2 separate regions of the Homo sapiens genome follow, and region 2 is linked to region 1. A link is a contact called in ENCODE Hi-C or POLR2A ChIA-PET data. All regions are on one chromosome and are shown on one strand. Each heading gives the region's core, a stretch centred on a gene start or an enhancer-like site at or near the end of the contact. The rest is flanking DNA. Distances are from core to core; before and after follow the strand shown. Region 1 holds the start of PNPLA2 (patatin like domain 2, triacylglycerol lipase). Region 2 holds the start of TALDO1 (transaldolase 1).

Region 1 (3,758 bases), core at 690-3,189:
AAGTAGCTGGGACTACAGGTGCCTGCCACCACGCACCCAGCTAATTTTTTTGTATTTTTAGTAGAGATGGGGTTTCACCGTATTAGCCAGGATGGTCTCAATCTCCTGATCTTGTGATCTGCCCGCCTTGGCCTCCCAAAGTGCTGGGATTACAGGAGTGAGCCACTGTACCCGGCATTTTTATTATTTATTTATTATTATTTTTGAGACAGAGTTTCACTCTGTCGCCCAGGCTGGAGTGCAGTGCGGCGATCTGGGCTCACTGCAAGCTCCGCCTCCCGAGTTCACACCATTCTCCTGTCTCAGCCTCCGGAGTAGCTGGGATTACAGGCGCCCACCACCACACCTGGCTATTTTTTTTTTTTGTATTTTTAGTAGAGACAGGGTTTCACCATGGTAGCCAGGATGGTCTCGATCTCCTGACCTCGTGATCCACTCACCTCAACCTCCCAAAGTGCTGGGATTACAGGTGTGAGCCACTGTGCCTGGCCTATTTTTAAATTTTTTGTAGGGATGGAATCAAGCTATGTTGCCTAGGCTGGTCTCAAACTTCTGGACTCAAGCAATCCCCCCACCTTGGCCTCCCAGAGTGCTGGGATTATAGGTGTGAACCACTGTGCCCAGCCTAGAAGGAGTCGCTTTAAGTCAGGTATGGTCACGTCCTCCCTGCTTGACCCTCTCCCATGGCTGGGCTTCAGCTACTCTCTCCCCTCACTCCCCGACAATCTTCGCCTGTCCTGGTCGGCTGCCTGGGTCTGCTCATTTACCCTTCAAAATTCAACTCAGCATCACTTCCCACAGGGAAGCCCTCCAGAACCCCTTAGGTGCCCCACACGTGGTTACCTACCTCCTCTCACTCATTTTTCTTTTTTCTTTTTTTTTTTTTTTTTGAGAAGAAGTCATGCTCTGTCACCTGGCCAGGCTGGAGTGCAGTGGCACAATCTCAGTTCACTGCAACCTCTGCCTCCCGGGTTCAAGTGACTCTCTTGCCTCAGCCTCCCGAGTAGCTAGGACTACATGCGTGCACTACCACACCTGGCAAATTTTTGTATTTTCAGTAGAGACAGGGTTTTGCCATGTTGGCCTGGCTGGTCTCAAACTCCTGACCTCAGGTGATCTGCCCTCCTCGGCCTCCCAAAGTGCTGGGATTACAGGCATGGGCCACTGTGCCCGGCCTCTTTTTAGGACGGAGCCTCGCTCTGCCCCCCAGGCTGGAGTGCAGTGGTGCGATCTCAGCTCACTGCAACCTCCGCCTCCCAGGTTCAAGTGATTCTCCTGCCTCAGCCTCCCGAGTAGCTGGGATTACAGGCGTGTGCCACCCTGACCGGCTAATTTTTGTATTTTTGGTAGAGACAGCGTTTCACCAGCCAGGCGGTCTCAAACTCCCGACTTTCTGTGATCCGCCCGTCTTGGCCTCCCCAAGTGCTGGGATTACAGGTGTGAGCTTCCACACCCGGCCTCCTCTCATTTTGAGCTTATGTAAATGCCTACCGGCCCCCAGTAGGGCTGGGGCAGGGTTGACTTTCCAGTGCTGTCTGGGATGGCTGGGAGCAAAGAGGCTGAGGACTGGGCAGCATCCCCCTAGATGGCCCCATCCTGTTCTGGCCCTGTTCTGGCTTCCCTAACTCAGCTTGGGTTGGGGGCAGCCCCAAGCCCCATCCCAGACCCTCTGCAGCTCTGGCAACAGCTAGGTCCAGAGATGACCTCAGCCTGGGGAGCCAGTGTTCCTGGGGAGACAGAATCTCATTGCCTCCCACCCCAACCTGAGAAAGCCTCTCGTTTGGGGGTGGGGTGAGGTTCAGGGAGGGATCCTGGATCTACTCCAAGCCCTGTTTGCTCCACTGACCAGGAGAAAAATGCGGAAAAGGGGTGAAAGGGTGACATCACCCAGGATTGCTCCACCTCTGGGGCAATTATCGGGAGCAGGGCGGCCCCAGTCAGACGCAGGCAGCCCCAAAGCCTGAACAGGCAGGGCCAGACCCAGGTAAGAAGCCAAGGTCCGGAAGGGTCGCGGGCGCGGGGCAGGGCTGAGGCCCCACGTCAGGTCGCGTGGGTCTGCGGAGCTGGGGTCCCCCACGAAGGGTTTGCGGGACTCGCATCCGGCCTTGGCCTTGGATGTTTATGGGTCTGTCTGTGGGTGAGCCTGTGGGTCCCGGGGCTCCCGAGGCCTGTGCGGCTTTCAGGTCTGGGGGTGCTGCCGGTGCGCCTCTGTCCAGGGACCAGCTCCTCTGTCCCGGGTGGGTGTGGGAGGCGGACCCGGTGGGGAGGGGCGGTGGCTGCCCTGAAACCAGAGCTCCCTCTCGCCGGTACCCAGGTCTGTGTGAGGCTTCCGGCCCCCAGGCTCGGGCCTGCGCCCAGCCCACCCTACACCCCTAGGCGTGTGCCCCCAGCCGTGCCCAGCAGGGGCGGAGGGAGGGCAGAAGCTTTCTCCGGGCGGCAGCGGAGGGCGGGGCTCCAGCGCGGGGGGCCGGGTCAAGGACGGGGGCGGGTCCCGAGGGCACGGCCGTTCCCTGCGCGCCCCGATTGGTCTTCGTGTGCCGGCCCCGCCCCCGCCGTGAGTCCCACACTTAAAAGCGCCGCCTCCGCGCCGCCCGCGTAGCTTCTTCGCCTCCGCCAGCGGGGACCCCGAGCTAGAGCCGCAGCGGGACCTGCCCGGCCCCCGGCTCCAGCGAGCGAGCGGCGAGCAGGCGGCTCACAGAGGCCTGGCCGCCCACGGAACCCGGGGCCCGGCGGCCGCCGCCGCGATGTTTCCCCGCGAGAAGACGTGGAACATCTCGTTCGCGGGCTGCGGCTTCCTCGGCGTCTACTACGTCGGCGTGGCCTCCTGCCTCCGCGAGCACGCGCCCTTCCTGGTGGCCAACGCCACGCACATCTACGGCGCCTCGGCCGGGGCGCTCACGGCCACGGCGCTGGTCACCGGGGTCTGCCTGGGTGAGCGGGGCCGGGGGCGGCAGGCGGGGGGCTGGCGGGAAGGCCGTGCGGGGCCGGGGGATGGTCTCCGTGAGCGGAGGGGCCCCGCGGCGAGTCGGTGGGTACCGTGGGGAGGGTTCCGGTCCGCGCCTGGGGAACCCGGCGAGGATCCAATCCGGGTCGCTGGCCTGGGGGCGGGGCCTGGTTTGTTTTGCTCCGAGGGTGCCCGGGGCCCGCCTGTCTGGCGCAAAGGTTTGGGGGCGGGCAGGTGCAGCAAAAGCTGCTTAATTGGACAGAAAAAGTAACTCGTGGGCGGGACCGTGAGAATCCGAGGAGGGACCTAAGTCACCCCGTGGCCCTGGATATTACAACCGGTGCCAGCGATCGGTCACAGTGTCCTGGGCTTCCGCAGTTGCAGGCTGCTATCAGGGGGCCTGGCATGGGGGTAGCCTCTTGAGAGGCGTCTGGGAACCGTGACCTGGTCCTTCCCAAGGGCCCGGAGGAGGAGCCCCGCTGAGGTCAGGGCTGGGCGCGAAGGGGCTCTCCTGCCCTCTCCTTGCACACGGTGCCCTGTGGCCTGGCTCCCCGCTGCGGCCCACCGCGTTTGCACACTTCATGGGTGAGGGTGCTTCTGGGCTCTGGTGCCTGGGTCAGGAGTGGATGGGTCTCTGTGTGCTGGGCTGGCCTCGGCTCGCACCATCGGCTGCCATGAGGGAGTGATGTTTACAGCACACGACTTCAGGAGCCTGTGAGGACACCCAAGATGACAGGGGCACTCTGCTCAGCAGGAGCCTGTCCGGGGCTCACCCCTGCCCTCTTCCTCTGAACTTTGTCCTGGGAGGGAGGGG
Region 2 (3,490 bases), core at 728-3,227, 71 kb before region 1:
CTTTGCAAAATTATAACTAAGGAAATTATGACAGTGAAAGATAACAGACTTAACCAATTCCATCTTGTTTCTAACCTTCAAACGGTCCTTGTCCATTACTGGCCATAGGCCAAACAAGTCTTGGGAAGGAATTTAATTTATAGTTTAAATAATAGCCCTTCCCCAAAACTAGACTGTTCTTGTAAAATGAATGAAAGGCCACCAGCCACCAAGTTAGAATGAGAGGGGCTGGAAGTCTAAATATTATCAGCCATTATTCTGGAGGTCATAAGATAAGATTTGCAACTTCCCCAAGATATCAACACTACTGTGAACCTAGGGTTGGCCTTTTTTTTTTTTTTAAATGGAGTCTCGTTCTGTAGCCCAGGTTAGTGTACAGAGGGACAATCTCGGCTCACTGCAACCTCCACCTCCCAGGTTCAAGCCATTCTCCTGCCTCAGCCTCCCAAGTAGCTGGGATTACAGCCATGTGCCACCACGCCTGGCTAATTTTGTATTTTTAGTAGAGACGGGGTTTTGCATGTTGGCCACGCTGGTCTCCAACTCCTGACCTCAAGTGATCGCCTGCTTTGGCCTTTCAATGTGCTGGGATTCCAGGCCTGAGCCACCGCGTCAGCCTAGGATTTGCCTTTTAAGAAGTCTTTTCCGCCGGGCGCGGTGGCTCACGCCTGGAATCCCAGCACTTTGGGAGACTGAGGTGGGCGGATCACGAGGTCAGGAGATCGAGACCATGCTGGCCAACATGATGAAACCCCGTCTGTACTAAAAATACAAAAATTAGCCGGGCGTGGTGGTGAGCGCCTGTAATTCCAGCTACTCGGGAGGCTGAGGCAGGAAAATCGCTCGAACCCGGGAGGCGGAGGTTGTAGTTAGCCAAGATCGCGCCACTGCACTCCAGCCTGGGCAACAAGGGCGAGATTCCGTCTCAAAAAAAAAAAAAAGTCTTTTCAGGTTTTTGCATTTCTGACAACCGGATGGCCCCACCTGGACCTGCCAACCAGTTGTGTGGCCTCTACCCAGGGACTGACTCAGCATAAGCGGACAGCTTCGACTCCCTGTGATTTCATCCCTAGCTGACCAGTCAGCACTTCTGACTCACTGGCCCCCTACCCACCAAATTATTCTTAAATACTGGGATCCCCGAGTTTTGGGGAGACTGATTTGAGGAATAAAACTCTGGTCTCCCGAACAATCGGCTCTGTGTGAATTATGCTTTCTCTATTGCAATTCCCCTGTCTTGACAATAGACTCTGTCCCGGCAGCTGGCAAGGCGAACCCATGGGGCGGTTACAGTGTCTGCAACGCAGACACAAGCGACAGAGACTTGATCAGAATATACAAGGAACTCTGCAAGTCAGCGATGGTAAGAAGCAGGGCAGCTGGGCCTCCTACGCCTGCCTCGCCGTTCGGTCCCCCGGACACCTCTGGGCTTAGGACTCAGGGGAACAGATTCCCAGAAGCAGGTTCCCCGCCGCGTCCGGCGCCCGGGCTCTGCAGCCGCCCCCTGCTCTGCCTCCTGCACCCGCAGGGCGTCCCCCGCCGCTCCCTCCCCTGCTTCCTGCAGCGGCCCCCGACCCCAGTCCTGGCCCCACCATGGATCCTGCATCGCCGGGTTCGGCCCTGGCGGGTTCAGCCCCGCAGAGTCGGCACCCGGGCCAGGTCCATCTCCTCCAGCCCTCCCGGTGCGTCCCGCGGGGCAGGAAGGAGGCGAGGCCCAGCCGCCCCGTGTCGTGCAGGTGTTTTCCCGGGCCCGTCCGCGGCGGCTGCTGAGGACCTGGGGAGACCCAGCCTGTAGGATCCGCAGCTGCGGTGCGCGGCCGGCAGTGGCGCTCGGGCTTCGTCCCCGGGGGCGGGGCTTCGTCCAGGCGCGCAGGGACCAGCGGGCCTCGCCCTCCCGCGCCGCTTTCCGATTGGCAGCCGCCCGCGGGGCATTGTGGGCCGTCCGCGCGCCCGTCCCGTCGCCGCCGCCGCCGCCGCAGACCCCTCGGTCTTGCTATGTCGAGCTCACCCGTGAAGCGTCAGAGGATGGAGTCCGCGCTGGACCAGCTCAAGCAGTTCACCACCGTGGTGGCCGACACGGGCGACTTCCACGGTGAGGACGGCGCGGAGCCCGGGCGCGGCGCAAGCGCCCTCCAGAGGCCCCGGCGCCCCGATTTCCCCGGGTCTCCCGTTCCGGGACGCGGACCGGGTGGCGGTGCCCCGGGCGGCTCGTTCCGGGAGGAATGAGCGCAGGTGCCGGATGTTGGGGCCAGGGACAGCCGTGAGGGGAGCGGGGCCCGGGTCGGCCGTGAGAGGCGCAGGGCCAGCGGCGACCGTGAGGGGAACGGGGCCCGGGTCGGCCGTGAGGGAGCAGGGCCGGGGGCAGCCGTGAGGAGCTGGGGTCAGCCGTGAGGGGCTCGGTGCTGGGGTCAGCGGTGCGGGCGGTACTGACGGGTCCTTGCGAGCCGTGGGGCACGAAGCCGGAGCCCCAGCCTCGCCCTCCGCCCAGGGTGGGGTCGGCTGCGCCCTCAGACCCCGCACCCGGGACGGGCTGTGGGCAGCCCGCGGGAGCCCCTCTGTGCACCTTCATGGGTCGAGGCAGCTTTCAGAGCCTTTGAGTTCAGGAGAGATTCAGGGTAGAGCTTCGAGCTGACTTCCACGTGGCCAGTTTGTGGTCAGCGAGATGCAATTTTGTTGGGCTGATGTCTGCAGAGCGGGGACATCAGCTAGCTCTGACCAGAAGCTGCCAGTGCTGCCATCGCCCTTGAGCCCTGCGGTGCCCAGTGGGACAACTCCGTGGGCGGCAGGTGCCCGGCCTGCTGGACAGCCACCGCCAGACGCACCGGGTGGGTAAAAGCCGGTGCCCATGAAAGCACAGGGTTGGTACACTGTTAAATACTGGATTTTCCTGGGCTTGAGTTGTTTACATTGGAGAGAACTTGGAAAATACAAAGAAGGATTATTTATTAATACTTAGCTCTTCTGTCCTCTGCAGTGCAGAGTAGACGAGCCTTGTGTCTATGTTTTGTTGAGAACAAGTAATATTTTTTAAGAAAATCATGAAACGCTTCATGGATGAATGCTGCGAGCACCTAATACGGAAGTGACTTCCTCTCTTTTCTGCTTTCTCATGGTGACTTGAGAAACAGGCTTTAATTCCTCTTTGGTAACTGAGTAAGGGCATTGTTTATCTAGCAGAGCCTAGAGAGTGAATTGGCATGTTTGGCTGCTTAACCATAAAATATGGGGATTCAGTGACTGGCTTGGGGTGCCACAGTCTGCTCCGGACCCCTCTTTGGGAGATCCAAAGCTAGAGCTGTGAATCCCTCACACACACAGCCCCCCCGTTGTAGTCCAGACCTCTCTTCATAAGAAAGAAAGCTCCAGAAAAGGGGCTACACATTTTTCTGCTGCTCAGTTTTTTCCCTTCTTAGCACTGAGAATAATTTGCAGTTTGCCTGGTGGACAGAGCGCTCATCTGTATTGTTCCTTACTGGCCCTCACCAGTTAG

The links. Hi-C counts contacts between places; a loop is a spot of excess contacts on that map. ChIA-PET counts read pairs that join two places held with the same protein, here RNA polymerase II (POLR2A). Pooled maps may share reads with other maps.
Region 2: a loop to region 1 is called in a pooled map, with 8 times the contacts of the local background. The contact joins the promoter of TALDO1 here to the promoter of PNPLA2 in region 1. A Hi-C loop is called at or near these places in 1 of 168 maps with a recorded cell type or tissue (posterior vena cava), 6 of 37 single-sample maps with no recorded cell type and 13 of 50 pooled maps. POLR2A ChIA-PET finds 5 or more read pairs at or near these places in 21 of 52 experiments (AG04449, BJ, CD4-positive, alpha-beta T cell and 16 more).

The regions. Positions count from the first base shown.
Region 1 is chr11:816,975-820,732 of GRCh38, forward strand. PNPLA2 (patatin like domain 2, triacylglycerol lipase) reads left to right here and starts at 1,940. Exons shown (of 10, transcript NM_020376.4): 1 at 1,940-1,984; 2 at 2,600-2,931. The coding sequence starts at 2,745. RefSeq lists enhancers at 1,695-1,989, 3,525-3,574 and a silencer at 2,185-3,074.
Region 2 is chr11:745,487-748,976 of GRCh38, forward strand. TALDO1 (transaldolase 1) reads left to right here and starts at 1,978. Exons shown (of 8, transcript NM_006755.2): 1 at 1,978-2,092. The coding sequence starts at 1,996. It overlaps LOC105376509 (a long non-coding RNA gene), which reads left to right. Exons shown (of 3, transcript XR_930962.3): 3 at 1,263-1,476. RefSeq lists enhancers at 962-1,610, 1,249-1,308, 1,611-2,259 and silencers at 1,439-2,038, 2,099-2,388, 2,489-2,578.